Linked DNA regions of Homo sapiens: region 2 is linked to region 1. A link is an interaction called in ENCODE POLR2A ChIA-PET data of the cell type or tissue named here. Cell type or tissue: PC-9. All regions are shown on one strand. Links, peaks and the distances in the headings refer to the core of each region. The heading gives the core; the rest is flanking DNA.

Evidence for each region. Peaks named below come from ENCODE experiments on the same cell type or tissue, not always from the same donor. Only the 100,000 strongest peaks of a DNase experiment are listed, where the experiment ranks them.
Region 2: POLR2A ChIA-PET joins it to region 1 with 8 read pairs; 6 of 35 experiments call an interaction of 5 or more read pairs at or near these places.

Annotation. Positions count from the first base shown.
Region 1 is chr3:61,892,642-61,897,641 of GRCh38, forward strand. All of the region lies in intron 2 of PTPRG (protein tyrosine phosphatase receptor type G), which reads left to right. Among named protein-coding and RNA genes, the nearest start is that of PTPRG, 330 kb to the left of the region's middle. In PC-9, for the core only: no CTCF peak of the experiment used is centred there; a DNase peak (open chromatin) is centred at 2,540; H3K27ac peaks cover 987 bases.
Region 2 is chr3:61,569,670-61,579,368 of GRCh38, forward strand. The region is part of intron 1 of PTPRG (protein tyrosine phosphatase receptor type G); the gene reads left to right. Among named protein-coding and RNA genes, the nearest start is that of PTPRG, 13 kb to the left of the region's middle. In PC-9, for the core only: no CTCF peak of the experiment used is centred there; no DNase peak of the experiment used is centred there.

The DNA of each region.
Region 1 (5,000 bases), core at 1-5,000:
CCCCTTCTTTACTAAAAATACAAAATTAGCCGGGTGTGGTGGAACGTTCCTGTAATCCCAGCTACTCAGGAGGCTGAGGCAGGAGAATCGCCTGAACCCGGGAGGGGGAGGTTGCAGTGAGCCGAGATCGTGTCATTGCGCTCCAGCCTGAGCAACAAGAGCAAAACTCTGTCTCAAAAAAAAAAAAAAGTACCTGGGTCCCTTTAATTGATTATTGATATGTATGTGTATTAATGAATGAAATAAAAATTGGGGCTCACTTTGTTCAGTTTTTAATAAGACCATCTTAAGGGGTTAGGCTGGTTAATAACTAAAGAGTAGATACAATACAGCATAAGAATCAAACTCGATTCAAAACCTTCATTCCCAGTTTCTAATGCAGGGATGTAACAGATGTTCTTACATTTAGACTGTTATCTTGATGGGTGGCACGTCATTATCGTCGACTGCTGATGAGGTGCAGATGAATGCTGCTGGGAGCCATGTGTGATAGTGGAGGAAGTTCTAATTGGAGTGCTCTCAGTACAGAAAATTTAAGAATTTATCAATGTTTTAGGAGATAGCATATTTTGGGAAAGTCAGTGTGTCTGCAAGCTGCTGAAAGATGTTCTTGTAGACTTGTTGAAGAATTATGAACTGCAGGATGCCAGTTTTTGAAATCCCAATTCCTTTGGTAATAAGTATAAAAATAGCCACTATAAATTGAGCCCCAGGTACTGTTAAACTAACTTAATTCTCATAAGAACCCCATAAGGTAGTCAATGTCAATATCTCTTTTTAGCATTTTGGGCAAAGTAGATCCAGAGTGATTACCCAGAGTGATTGATTATTGACTGTAGGTGGAAGAGCCCATTATCTACCGTTAGCTTTGGTAGTCTTAACCGCTATGGCGCAGCTGCCTCTGCAGTTTGGATGGCTCATACAAAAATCCACTTGAGGACTGGGTGATACTTTTTTTGGTAAGACAGGTTTTCTTTCATCTAATGAGGTATGTTTTGGAGTCTTTATGTGAAACATTTTCTTCTAAACCATGATTATTAAGGGCAGGAGCTACGTCTGTGTGTTCACCATTTTATCATCAGGCTTTCAGTGGTGTATAATAAATATTTGTTGATTGGACTTGGATTCTTGAGCGGGGGCATCCAGTTGGTATGGTTAGGGAACTTTTAAGAGAAACATTTCGTTTATGCAAACAACTCTTAAAGGATGTATCTTTCAAACATTTCTTTGGTGCTGGTCAGGTCACTTACTACTGGGCTAATAGGAGTGGTGGTTTCCTCCTTGTTAAAGTTGTCTGTTACCTGAGAGTATTTGGGACTGATAGAGAAGCTGGTGGTGGGGGTGTTATTTGCAGAGAAAGCAGCTGGCACTAAGTTTACAGGCTAATTAGAAATGGTCACGCCTCTAATCCCAGCACTGTGAGAGGCTGAGGTGGGCAGATCACTTGAGGTCAGGAGTTCAAGACCAGTCTGGTCAACATGGCAAAACCCCGTCTCTACTAAAAATGCAAAAATCAGCTGGGTGTAGTGGTGCGTGCCTGTAATCCCAGCTACTGGGAGCTGAGGCGAAAGAATTGCTTGAACCTGGAAGGTGGAGGCTGCAGTGAGCCAAGATTGTGCCACTTCACTCCAGCCCGGGCAACAGAGCAAGACTCTGTGTCAAAAAAAAAAAAAAAAAAAAAAAAAAAAAAAAAGGTCAGCTTTTATCTTATCTGGTGCTGGAGGAGTTGGAAACTATTTAAAAGAGTAACCAAATTTAATCTGAAAAAGATGGTTTACTCTGTTGGCAGCTGAGAAATAAAAAGACTGGAGTAAAAATTGGAAAGAGTTCATTAGTAATAACAAAACATTTATTTTTGGGATCCATGCTATGGTTTTTGACAGTCATCTCTTATTTATTTTCATTTTTCTAACAGCTCTTAGGGTGAAGAACAGTCATTAATTCCCCTTTACAGATAATAGAGACTTACTAAAGGTAATCGCCTAACTTAATGTCACCCAGATATTAGATATTAAGTGTCAAAACTGTGATTTCAACTTGGGCTTTATGGCTCCAGCAATGAGGCTCTTAAAACATGGTCACAAAGAAAACCTTCTTCCTTGGGATGAATCAGATTTGAGAAGATCAAGGGAGTAACAGCTACCTTTGCCCTTGGAGATCAGATCCACTTAGTAGCTCTAAGTTATTAATCTTGCTTTTATTTTTTTTTTTAATTGTATGTTAGCGATCCTTTTGTTAAATGCAATGCTAGCATCCCTCTCTGTCAGGAGTTTGAATCTCAGCACCATTGATATTTGGGGCCCCATAAGTCTTTGTTGTAGGAGGGTATCTTGTACATTGTGGAATGGTTAGCAGTATCTCTGGGCCCTCTGCCCCCATAGCTGTGACAACCAGTGTCTCCAGATGGACGTCGTTAAACATCCCCTAGGGGCAGAATGGATCCCTGATGAGAATCACTCCTCAGCAGGAAGAAGACAGCAGTAAATTATAAACAGGTAAGTGTTCTAACAGGGCTTCTGAAACTCATGCGTATGAGTCACTTCATAGCTTGTCACAGTGGTTTTTTCAAGCATTACTCTGACTTAGTTGGTCTGGCTGGGAGCCAAGGGATCTGGAAAGTGATTGATGCAGGGTGTTTCTTGGACCGTACTTTTAGGGGAAGTAGCCACAAAGAGCTGAACCTCACACCCTTTCATGTAAACTTCCTGCTTAGCAACAGAATAGAGTACCTTCATGGTTATTAAAATGCTTTTCTCCTTGTCTTTTTATTTTTTCTTAGATCTGCTGGCCTATCTTGCTAGTGATTAAGTTTACAGTTCAGCTAATCATTTGCTCCAGGTTTCCGAGCTTGTAAAATCGCATGCTGTGCATATAAATGTATAGGATTTTGACCTTAGAAACTGAGGAGCAATTATCCACATGTCTTAAGACAGAGTAGGCCACCTTTTGACTTTGAAAGTATCACCAGGAGGGCATTTTATTTTTGAAAGTCAAGTTTTGTGTTTCGAAATATGTTTGTTGGGCTTCTTGGTAGCAGTTTAAGTTTTATTGTGATTAGGGGCTGAAACAAGTGATAAAAAATGAAGTTTCCTATTTAGTGATGTGATGTCACCTGTTGCTGCAGATGAGAGTTGGTTCTCTTTAAAAATTTGAAAGTGATACCATTTATATTTCAGGATTCTCACCATGTAATTTCTCTCTTCTGGCTATCAACCTGCACTTTTTAAATTTAAATTTTTATTCAGATTGTAGGTTCACATACAGTTGTAAAAAATAATACAGAGATATCACTTATATACTTTGCCTAGTTTCCCCAAAGGTAGCATTCTGGTAAAACTATGGTATATCACAGGATATTGATATGGATATAGTCCACTGATCTTCTTCAGATTTCCTGATTTTAATTTATACTTATTATGTGCATTATGTAGGTGTGTGCATGTGTGTATAAATTCTATATAATTTTGTCATTTGCGTAGGTTCATGTATCCACTATCCCAGTCAAGATACTGAACAGTTCCAATACCATAAGGATCCCTCATGTTTCCCTTTTATAACCACGCCTACCTCCTCCCTCCTCCCATCTCTAACTCCTAGAAACCTCTAATCTGTCTTCATTTCTAAAGCTTTTGTCACTTCAAAAATGTTACATAAGTGGAATCATACAATATTTAATCTTTGCAGATTGCTTTTCTTTCACTTGGAATAATTCTCGGGAACTCATCCATTTTGTGTATATCAGTGTTTGTTCTGTTTTATTGTTGAGTAATATGCCAAGGTGTAGATGTGCCACAGTTTAACCTTTCACTTATTGAAGGATATCTGGACTGATTCCAGTTTTTGGCTATTACAGATAAAGCTGCTGGGAACATGTGTGTACAGGTTTTTCTATGAACCTACATTTTCTATTTCTCTGGAATTAATAACCAAGAGTCCAATTGCTGGGTTGTGTGGTAGTTACGTATGCAGTTTTATGAGAAATTGGCAAATGGTTTTCCAGAGTGGCTGTACCATTTTGCATTCCTGTAGCAACATATCTCTGCAGCCTTGGCAATTTTTGACATTACAATTTGATATTGATATTGATACTGATTTTTAATTTTTTACTTTAGCCTTTTGGATCACCAATGTAGTGATATCTCATTGTAGTTTGAATCTGCATTTACCTAATGGGTAATGATGTTGAACAACTTTTCCCATGCTTATTTGCTATCTGTATGTCGTCTTTGGTGAACTATTCGTGTCTTCTGCCGATTCTCTTTTCTAATTGTATTTTTTTCCTTCTTACTATTAAATTTTGAGAGGTTTTTTTTTTAATATATTCTGAATACTAGTCCTTTGTTGAATTTGTGGTGTGCAAGTATTTTTCCCAGTCTGTAACTTGTGTGTTTATCCTGTGTTATTTTGTCTTTATGAGCTTTCTTGGCAGAAAAGTTTTTAGTTTTTATTAGGCTCAGTTTATCAAATTTTCCTTTTATAGATCATGCTCTTAGTGTTCAGGTCTAAGAACACTAAGAATGTAGGGCTTAGCCCTACGTTACCAAGATTCTCTCCTATGTTTTTCTGAAAATTTTATAGTTTTACAATTGAAATTTAAATAGATGATCCATTTTGAGTTAATGTTTGTATGAGGTGTGAGGTTTAGGCTGATCTTCTCTTTTTTTTTGCCTAAGGTTTTCCAGTTACTTTGGCACCATCTGTTGAAAAGGGTATTCTTCCATTAATTTTATATCTTCATCAAAAATGAGTTGAGCATATTTGTTTGAGTCTATTTCTGGGTTCTCTCTTCTGTTCCATTGATTGATGTCCCTATCTCTCCACCAATATCACACTGTCGTGATTACTATAGCTGTACAGTAAGTCAATATCAGGTAGAAAGATTCTTCTCTCTCGATTGTTCTGTCAAGATTTTTGTAGCCATTCTAGGGCCTGTGCTATTCTATAGAAGTTTTATAGTCTTGTGGATGTCTGCAAAAACTTTCCTGGGATTTTAATAGGAA
Region 2 (9,699 bases), core at 432-5,431, 320 kb before region 1:
ACGGTGGAACTGAAAAGGACAACTGTATGTATAGACAACTTTTTGAAAAATTGTATAAACATACGTGATGGGTTTTTGTATCTGTCTTTGCTGTTGAGGGTGAGGAGGAGTAGGGATCAGCATGGGGACATTCTATGTAAGATTACTAACAGGTTACATTTTGAGGTTTAAATAAATGAGAAAGTCCTCATGAAGTCTGAGATATCACCTTGCCCACATTGCAAAGGAGGTCTCTGCTTTCTCAGCTTAAAGTGGGAAAAATGCTTTCTGTGGGCTTAAAATGTGTCTCATAAGTCTTCCAAATCCCTGTGTAGAAAGAGTCGCCTAGTCCTGCACCCTCAGATGTTAATTCCTCTTCTCAGGCTTTATGGACAGTGTGGTAATGGAGGGAAATAGGTTACTCATTACTGGGATTCAATTTGGCTCCACTGATGGGAAGCAAACAGTAGTTGGGTGTTTGCTTTTATTTTACACTTGTGTGACACTTGAACACATTGATGTCCTGTCTCTATATGTTCATGGATTCAGAGCTACAGAGCATATGAGAGAGAACCAAACACTGATGCACACCTCGTACCCTCTAATCTTTTCTTTTTTTTTTTTGCAGACTGAAATCAGCATGATATTTTTCTGGCCAAACAACAAAATGTGATTTTAAACTACTCAGTTTAGCTATTTTTGGGGAGTAGCAAAGTGACACAGTTGGCTGCTGAATTCTAGCAACTAAAAAAGAAAAAAATGAAAGCATAGTTCATGGAATATGTAACACTTCCATGTAAGAAAATAGGACAACTGGTCTTATTTTTGGGTCTGTGATACTGTCTTTCTAAGTGAGTGAAGCAGGGTGTTGTATAATGCAGTGGATATACTTTTGAGGAATTCATACTAGTTACAATATACATCTAAGAGGTATTTGAGTTTTCATAGCATTGCTGCCTCATGAATCCTGCAGTGCACTTAAATCAGATCTGTTCATTAATTGGGAATGATTTGGATAAGGGGACACAGCCATAAGCAATTGACCAAGCATAAAAGCATAGTCCAGATTAGTGAGGAAATATTACTGACTTTTTAAGGTTGTCTCGAGAACTTTTTAAGAATTGTCAAAAGGATTTATTTACAAAGCGGTGGTTATTTATAAATGAGTTCTACCTGTTTTTAAAATGACACTTTTCCAGAAGCGTTTCTCTTCAGTAAGTGTGGAGGCTTAGCTCTGTCTGTGGGTAGCTAAGGGTGGTTACCCAACATCTTACGGAAGTGGGGTTGGGTGGCGCTGGGGCTCTGGGAGTTTCAGATATACATATCTCTTATTCAGAATCCACACCAAAACCACAGAGACCTGGGTTGAAATTCTTAGTTCATTACAGCATTTACCTTGGGCAAATGGGCCTCACCCTTTTAATCTATAAAATGGGAATAGTAATTATAATAGCCTACGCTTACCAAGCACATGTGATCTATGCCCCGTGCTTGAGCATTTTATATGCTTTTAATCATCCCTGGAAGTATGAACCATGATTATTTCCACTGTAGGGTTAGGAAACTAAAGTTGAAGAAGGTAGGTCCAAGGTCACCGGGGTAGCAAGGCGCGGGGAGCGGTGGGGGGCGGTGACTGTAATATGTTTCTCTAATCATTGCTCAGGATTTTTTTTAAATTTTATTTCAGACCATTTGCTTTTTGAAGAGAGTATGGAAACTATTTTTCCTAATTGCACAGGAGGGCCAATTGAAAGATCTAGCTTTTTATGTATTTCACCCTGTTACTTTTCCCATATAAGCAAGTGCCATGAACACTGGGTGGAATAAAGGTGTCTTCCTGTACTTGCTACAATTAAATAAGTAAGTAATGCAATTAGTATAGGATTTTATTTGGTTACGTTGAAGAGATGACCTTTCAGCAAATTACTTTAGCTTCTGAATAAGCTGATAATAACTGTGGATAGAGTCTGAATTTGTTGGTGGTGAGTTTTTTTTTGACACTACTCCTCTTCCAAATTACCTAAATTGATTTGCTTTGTAATTTGAGAACTTTTGTTTGGGGCTTTGAATATGGTTACTTTGTAGTAATGCGGTATTTTTACTGTCCCATGTATATCATCTAAGTGTGGGCAGCAGGCTCTGAATCATAACTTCAGGAAAGGTCTGAGGGTGTTGTGTTTGGCAAGAAATGGCTTGGATTCTGCATTTTTCCTCTGGAGTTTGGAACTAGCCATGGGAGCCAGCCAAACCAGCTGTGGGATCTTGGGCAAGACCCTCAATTTCTTTCGGGTTGTTTGCCTCACCCTTCACTAAATGGCTTCTAAAATTTTTTTCTGGAATTTTAGAGATTGTTGATTCCAGGCTAGGCAGTTTGGAAGGGTTATGGTCTTTTTGCAGTATGCAAGTCAGATGCCCAGGACACACTGTGATTTGTGAGGTGCACTTGTTGACTTTTTCCTGTGAGGGTTTGCTTCCTAAGGCGTTGAGAACCCTTCCATTATCTTGCTAACCTTGCTACGGATTATCCTGAGGGAGTAGCAGACAAGGTGGTGAGTGGAACTTGGTTAATGGAATGCCTATAAGCTATGTTTTTGTTTGTTTGTTTGTTTTTTAAACATGAAACCTTATTTCTTCTGGAGACCAAGTTAAAAAAAATATGGAGATTTGCTCATGTCAACAAAGTTATGTGTATAGCGTTTAAAACTATCTAATGTGATTTATGATTGGAGTGGTGGGGGCAGACGTCTTTGTCTAAAATGAGAAACGAAGCTCGTTCTGGATCTTGTGTCTGGAAAGGAGAAATGGAGAAAGGACAGGCATTTATTTGGGTTATCTGGAATTCTACAGATGTTCTTTTGGCCATACTGCATTTAAAAGAAAAAATAAATTAAAAATTAAGAATGCATTAAAAATCAGTCATTTTGCATTCATGCCATCAACAAGTTTCTGGGTGCCTAGAGCATGCCAGGTGCTGTTCTAGGCACTGGGGGAGACAATGGTGACCAAAACAGATGGAAGCCCCGGCCCTCATGACAGCTTCCCGTGAAAGTGGGGTTACTCTTGAAAAATAGGAAGGTCTAGCAGCCTAGGGCCTATGTTAGTGCTTGGCAACAACATTAACCTGAAATTAAATAGTGCTACCCCTTGGGATGGGGCACACACCTGTCCCGTAGTGGTTATTTACAATACTCAGCTGGTCCCTGGAGGTGTTTGTCACCCAAGCATAGGTGATTTTCCTGAGGGACAGATTTTTTCTTTGGGCTTGTTTGGGGTTTTGTATTGCCTGGATTGGTCATGTATAACCATGTGCGTGGGCACATGCGCTAGTGCACACAGGTGCATTGCTGGCTGATGACATGACTTCTTTCCTGTCAATCTTGCTTATGAAGCTGAAGCTCACCTCTCCTGGCTGTGTCGTTTTCTGGCTCTACAAATGGCCTGCTCCTTGGATATTTCACAGTCATGTGTTGACTTCCCTGGTTGATTTGAATTTCTGTTAGCTTGTTCAGTTAAGACAAAAGTGTGTTTTGAAAAATCGCTCATTTAAGAGCTGGTTCTCTTGATCAGTTTCTTGTTATCAGATGGCCCAAGAAGGGGTATGATGTCGGGGGACAAGGGGGGGAAAGCCAGTGACTATTAATAGAGTAGGATCTGAGTACATTAATATTGGAGATGCCATATTAGTGGGTCCCTTGCTACTTAGTTTTTTTTACACAATATTGCTGCCCTCCTAATTTTTGCACATGGATTTCCAATAAATGATAGAAATAGTGCACATTTTAATTTTTACAACAACAACATGCGAAAGCCTGAACTTTGTACAATAGAGTGGCTAGCTTTTGACTATTACAGATGGAAGATTTGAGGGGATGATTCCTTCACCCTTGTTTTAGTACATGTTCATTAAGTGGTCACCGTGATACGCAATACATTTACATGAATTCCCCACATGTGATTCAGAGCCAAATTAGGCTATGTTCTTTGAGGGCAGGACCACATTCCTCCTTGTGCTGTGTCTTTGGTGTGTCAGTAGTGGTAGTCATGTATGAGGGCTGACAGAATGAGTAGATAATGCTCTTCAAATGATTATAGGATGTTTTAGAAGACATTGATGTCACTGTATGTAGTTTCAAGATATCTCATGTTTGTATATTGTGTCTTAAGAGATACACTATCCAAGGTTAATATCTTCCTTAAGAGAATTCTGAGTATATATATTGTCATGGTGGTTGAAGTTTATCTTTAAAAAGAGAAGCTAAATTCGTACCTTCTGTTGGCTGCTAAGGTATCTGTTGCTGAGAACGGGATTCCATTCTAATTAGAGGACAAATGTCTATAGGACAGCAGGGTTATGTTTTGATGGTTGCAATGGTAGTAAACCTTTTTTTTTTTTCCTCTCTTGTGGAATAATTTAAGCTAAATTCTGTGAATCTGGTGGTCATTGTATCAAAAGTGGCCTTGGCTCTTAGGTGATTCAGGAGAAGGTAGCCCTCTTATTAGTGCTTTGTTCCAGAAACAGTGAATGAGGTATGCAGAGAGCAGCAGAGCTTGCCTCAGCTGACAGTAGAGCGCAAAAATGAATGCCATTGCCCAGTAATGGCTTTGTGCAGGTTGGACTAGGAGAAGGGCTTGCCTGAGCTGATCATTTTTGCTTGGTTGACAAGTACTAGTTGGTCACCAGATCTACTGCCCTTGATGAGACAGATGTTGGCTGGTGCATCATGGTGATTCTAATGTGCACAGGCAGAAGCTAAGTTTTCTAGAACACATTGCTAGTCAATGCCTGCCCTGTTTTATCCCTCTTCCCACCAGTTGTTTTCTCTTCTAAAACTAGTCATTTTCTCTTATTTACATGTGTGTAAAGGTTACGAGTGGAGGGTGCAGAAAATCTCTTGACAGTTTTAGGCACTAGCTTCTCATTTTCCCAGTCAGTCAATTTGGGCAGAAGCTGCTGAAATTATTTCATGTGATAGAGGTTTGCATGCTAGAGGTCTTAGTCCATTTTATGTTGCTGTAACATTATCTGAGACTGGGTAGTTTATAAAGAAAAGAGGTTTATTTAGCTTACAGTTTTACAGGCTGGGAAGTTCGAGGGCACGGCCCTGGTGTCTGGTGAGGGCTTTTGTGCTGCATCATAACATGGTGGAGAAGGTGGAAGGGGAAGTGGACATGTGCAAAGAGAGGCAAAACCCAAGTGATGCCCTGGCTTCGTAACAACCCCGCTCAAGGGAACTAATCCATTCCCACGAGAAGTGACTCGGGCTTGCCAGAATGAGAACTCAGTCACTGCCTCGAGAATGGCACCAAGCCATTCGTGAGGGACCCACCCTCATGACTCAGACAACTTCCACTAGGCTCCACTTCCCAGCACCACCATGTTGAGGATCAAATTTCAACAAGATTTGGTGAGGACAGACCGAAACCATAGCAGCGCATAACTTTAGCGTTAGAGTTCTTTCTGAACATATTTTAGGATGTGGTTTTTAGAAGAACACGTCAGTTGCTAGTGAAGTTTCTTAACTGAAATGAGGGAGTTGCTGGTTCTTGAAATTTCTGCTGCTCCTTATGATGCGAAGTGGAGGTAAAATTGATTTCTGGGGAGTCTAGGGGAAATGTAAGCACTCTGACCACATAAACAAAGGATTTTGTGAAAATAAATCTTATATGCCTTGGAACCTTTAAATGGGGTTGAGGGAATGAGACTTGAAGACAAGTGGATTCTGATGAAAGAGGCCAGTGGCAAATGTGTATTTAAAAAAAAATGCATTTTTTTGCAGGTACCAGAGTGAATCCTAGCTTTGTCCTTTGCTAACTTTGGCCAGTTACTTAACTTTATTGGTTTTCTTACCTTTAAAATGGGGATAATGAGAATTTCAACCTTCTTGAGTCCTTGTGAATATTAAATGAGATGTGTGTGCAAAGCACCAGAAAAGCATTAGGCACACAGAACTTTTTTTTTTTTTTTTTTTTTGAGATGGAGTCTCGCTTTGTCACCCAGACTGTTCAGTGGCGCACTTTCGGCTCGCTGAAACCTCTGCCTCCCGGGTTCAAGCAGTTCTCCCTGCCTCAGCCTCCTGAGTAGCTGGAATTACAGGCGCATGCCACCACGCCCGGCTAATTTTTATATTTTACATAGAGATGAGGTTTCACCATGTTGGCACCATGTTGGCCAGGCTGGTCTCGAACTCCTGAACTCAGGTGATGTGCCTTCATCGGCCTTCCAAAGTGCTGGAGCTGATATTATAGACATGAGCCACTGTGCCCGGCTGGCACACAAAATTTTATAAATGGTACCTGTTTTTAATAGCCAGTGTTTAAGATTCATGAAACAAAAGTGTGCCTAAACACGCTCTCAACGAATGCTATGCCACTGTTGTGAAGACATGGGAGAGAGCTGGAGCTGTGACAGCAGAGATCCCACAGCGAATAAAGTGGCAGAACCAGAATCTGAACTGGCTTTTGGCTGTTGTCATGCTTTCTTCTGTGCAGAGCAGGAGTGTGATGAATTAAGGCTCACAGGGCTACCAGGAAGAGGTTTTTTGTTTGTTTGTTTGTTTTTTTGACAGAGGTTTAGCAAAGATGGCTTTTAGGATTTAATTTGTCCTATATCTCCCACCTTGAAGAAAAAGGTTCATAGCTACTCTTCATATTCTCATTGCTGAAATTATCAGCACGAGTAGGGTACACATGCCTTGCTGTATATCTTTGTGTTAATATGGGGCCAGTCACACCCCCTAGGTGCATATAAACAGGGACATTCAGTGAAAGTGAACAGCATATGTCTTCTTCCTGTCCCTGTGTGTTATTTTGCAGTTTTTCTACAGAGGAATTGGAGGTTGGCATTTGAGCCAATGGTCCCCATTCCCATAGCTGTGGTAGATGTTGCTAATTGATCACAGAGCTTTTTGCTACTGAAGCCTGAACGAGGTCTTAGAATCATTTTCAATAGTTGGTCTGGGAGAGGACTTTTGTGCCATCTCTGTGCCTATAATAAGGCAGATTAACCAACCTTCGAAAATAGCATGAGAAAGAGAGGTGTATCCAAGTGGCTACTGTATTCTTGGAAATAGGTGTGCTGCTACATGGGCAATTTTTAAGGTTTGCTTGTCCATAAAATTGATTTGAACTTATATTTGACTCACATTTGTTTATTCAGAAAAAAAAATCCAGTCTCTTGATGGTGGTTACATCATATTTTAATTGGTAAGATCCACTAATGGAGGTATAGGGATCTAAATTCACTTGCTTATTTTTCCTTCAAAGCCCAGGGGTTTTGCATCAGATTATGGCGCTTGTAGGAGTGTTTATATTCCGAAGTGACACCTTTCTGAATTCTTAGCTATTTAAGTAAGTGTTAAGAATGGGCTTGGTGACAGCAGTTTTTAAAACTGTGATTGACTTATTGGATCTTTTCCCTCTGTTGTTTATACCTGACAGAGTATCTTATGTTTGTTCTGAATAAGTTGATTGTTACCTTTAGGGTAGCTTGTTTCTCAAAATTTGAGTGGTCCTCTGATCAGTGTTATTTTTGATAAGGAAATTGAAGAGTAGGCATGAAAGGTGAAAGGAATTCATTTGCAAAGCTGACATCAGATAAATTTTAGGTGCTTGGTAACATACCAAGTACTCGGATGACATCAGGTAATCCCGTATTTGTTTCCTGTATATGAGTTTTTCCACCTCAAGATTCCTTTTGATGTTGAGCCTTTGCTTAATGAATGTGAAATGTCTATAGAGCTCTCTGTTCAATATGGTAGCCACCAGCCACCTGTGGCTAGTAAACACTTCAAGTATGGCATGTCTAAATTGAGATGTGCTTCAAGTGTAAAATATACACCAGATTTCAAAGACAAATGAAAAAAGAATGTGAAATATCTCATTAAAACTTTTCATTGACTGCCTATTAAAATGATATTTTAGATATATTAAGTAGAAAATGCCATTGAAATTACTGTCACTTGTTTCCTTTTACTGTTTCATGTGACTACCATAAAATTTTAAATTACACATGTGGCTCGCATTTGTAGCTCGCATTGTATTTTTATCGGACGGCACTGGTCTAGAGAGCTCTTTCCAACCTTTTCTCACCTTCCAGAAGAGCATTTCACAGCTGTAATCCCCTGTGTGACATTGATTACCTGTTTTCTCTTCCCTACCCCTTCAAAATGTAGGGCTAAGAGAAACTCTTGTAATTGATGGAGAAGGTTGTCTCCTAGAAGATACTGCCTCTGGGATATTCCGGGTATGTTAGGATAGCAGGTTAGGGTCATTTAGCTTTGTGTGCCTGTTTACCCATCTGTGAAATGGGTTTAACAGTCCCTGCTCTGTGAGGTTGTTGGAGGAGTAAATGAGGTAAACCATGTAAGGCATTTGGCACAGGCCTTGGCATCTAGGGAGCACTTGAAAATAAAAGCCGTTGTTATTATTTTACCAGCTCATGAGTAGACATTTAGCAGAGTTCCTGGCATTGATTTCTCCCTCTCCTAGTTCCTGTTGGTGCTACATCGTGGGACCTGTGTGGGTTGCAGACTGGTCCCTGCTACCTAGAAAATCCAGGAACAACATCTCGCTTGAGCTCCTGCTCAGCAATTTGAAAGGTAGAAGGGAACTTGGAGATTTTCAGAGATTGCACACGGCCTGCGGAAGCTTCTTGACAGACTGATATAATCCATTGCAGCAATCAGCCCCTGGTGCCTGATGAAAGAGCTTTATAATTTCATGTATTTCATGAATAGCCAAGCTCATTTAGGATCCAAGCTGTGGACTCCAGGGTATTACCAGTGGTCCAGGCTTTAATACAGCTGTGGATTTATTTGACCAGTTGGATTGGGTGGTGGTCTCTGCATCTGAGTAGTGTAGAGACATCCAAAATCCCCTCTTGGGATGTTTGGTTCCTTTCTCCAACAGAATGCTAAAATGGGTGGCTTTTCCAAGTAAGGTGAATATTCTCTACTCTCCAGCCTGCTACTTAATTTGGAAATTAAAATGTGGAGAATGTGAGAGGCAGACAGGACATACCCATCTGAGAAAACAGTTAGGTCTGCCCAGAAGGGCTTCTAGCTTGGATCCCATTGAGTCCATGTGCATCCACAGGCCAAGGAAATGGGCAGTGGTGGCTAATGGCTAGGGAGGGATGCAAAGGCACAGCTGGGAAAACCCCATCCCTGTTTAATTGTTTTTGAGGTTCCCCCGATGGAAATACTTCCTTCCCAGGGAATGTTTGGCAGGGTGGACACATGCCCTTTGTTTGGTGCAGGTGATAAGAATCTGGGTTTCAGTGGTAAGTTCTTTTACGAGGGATAAACAAGGATGTTAAAGTCTTGCAGTTAGTGTGTTGAAGGGGCGCTGGAGGATCCTCAGGCCCCATCTCGAGCCTTGGAAACTCAGGGGAGGGCTTCTGAGAGCAGCCTGTGAGTGTCCACATGGGAGTGGGAACAAAAAGAGTTCCCTGAGGACTAGCTAATACCCTCCAGCAGAGCCAGACTTCAGAGTGACTCTGAAAGAGACTAGTCCTTCAGACCTTTCTGTTCACACGGAACTTTGGCCAAGTTATCTCTTGCTACGTTATCAAGGCAAACCCTTTCTAGGGAGTGCTGTGATCACCTGCATCTGCCTCTAGCGACAGCTCCCTCTCCCCGTGTCCCTTCATGGGGTCTGGGAGTTTTACTCTTGTGTAGTATTTTCCACTGAAAGCCCCAAGGGAAGAACATCTCCTTCACC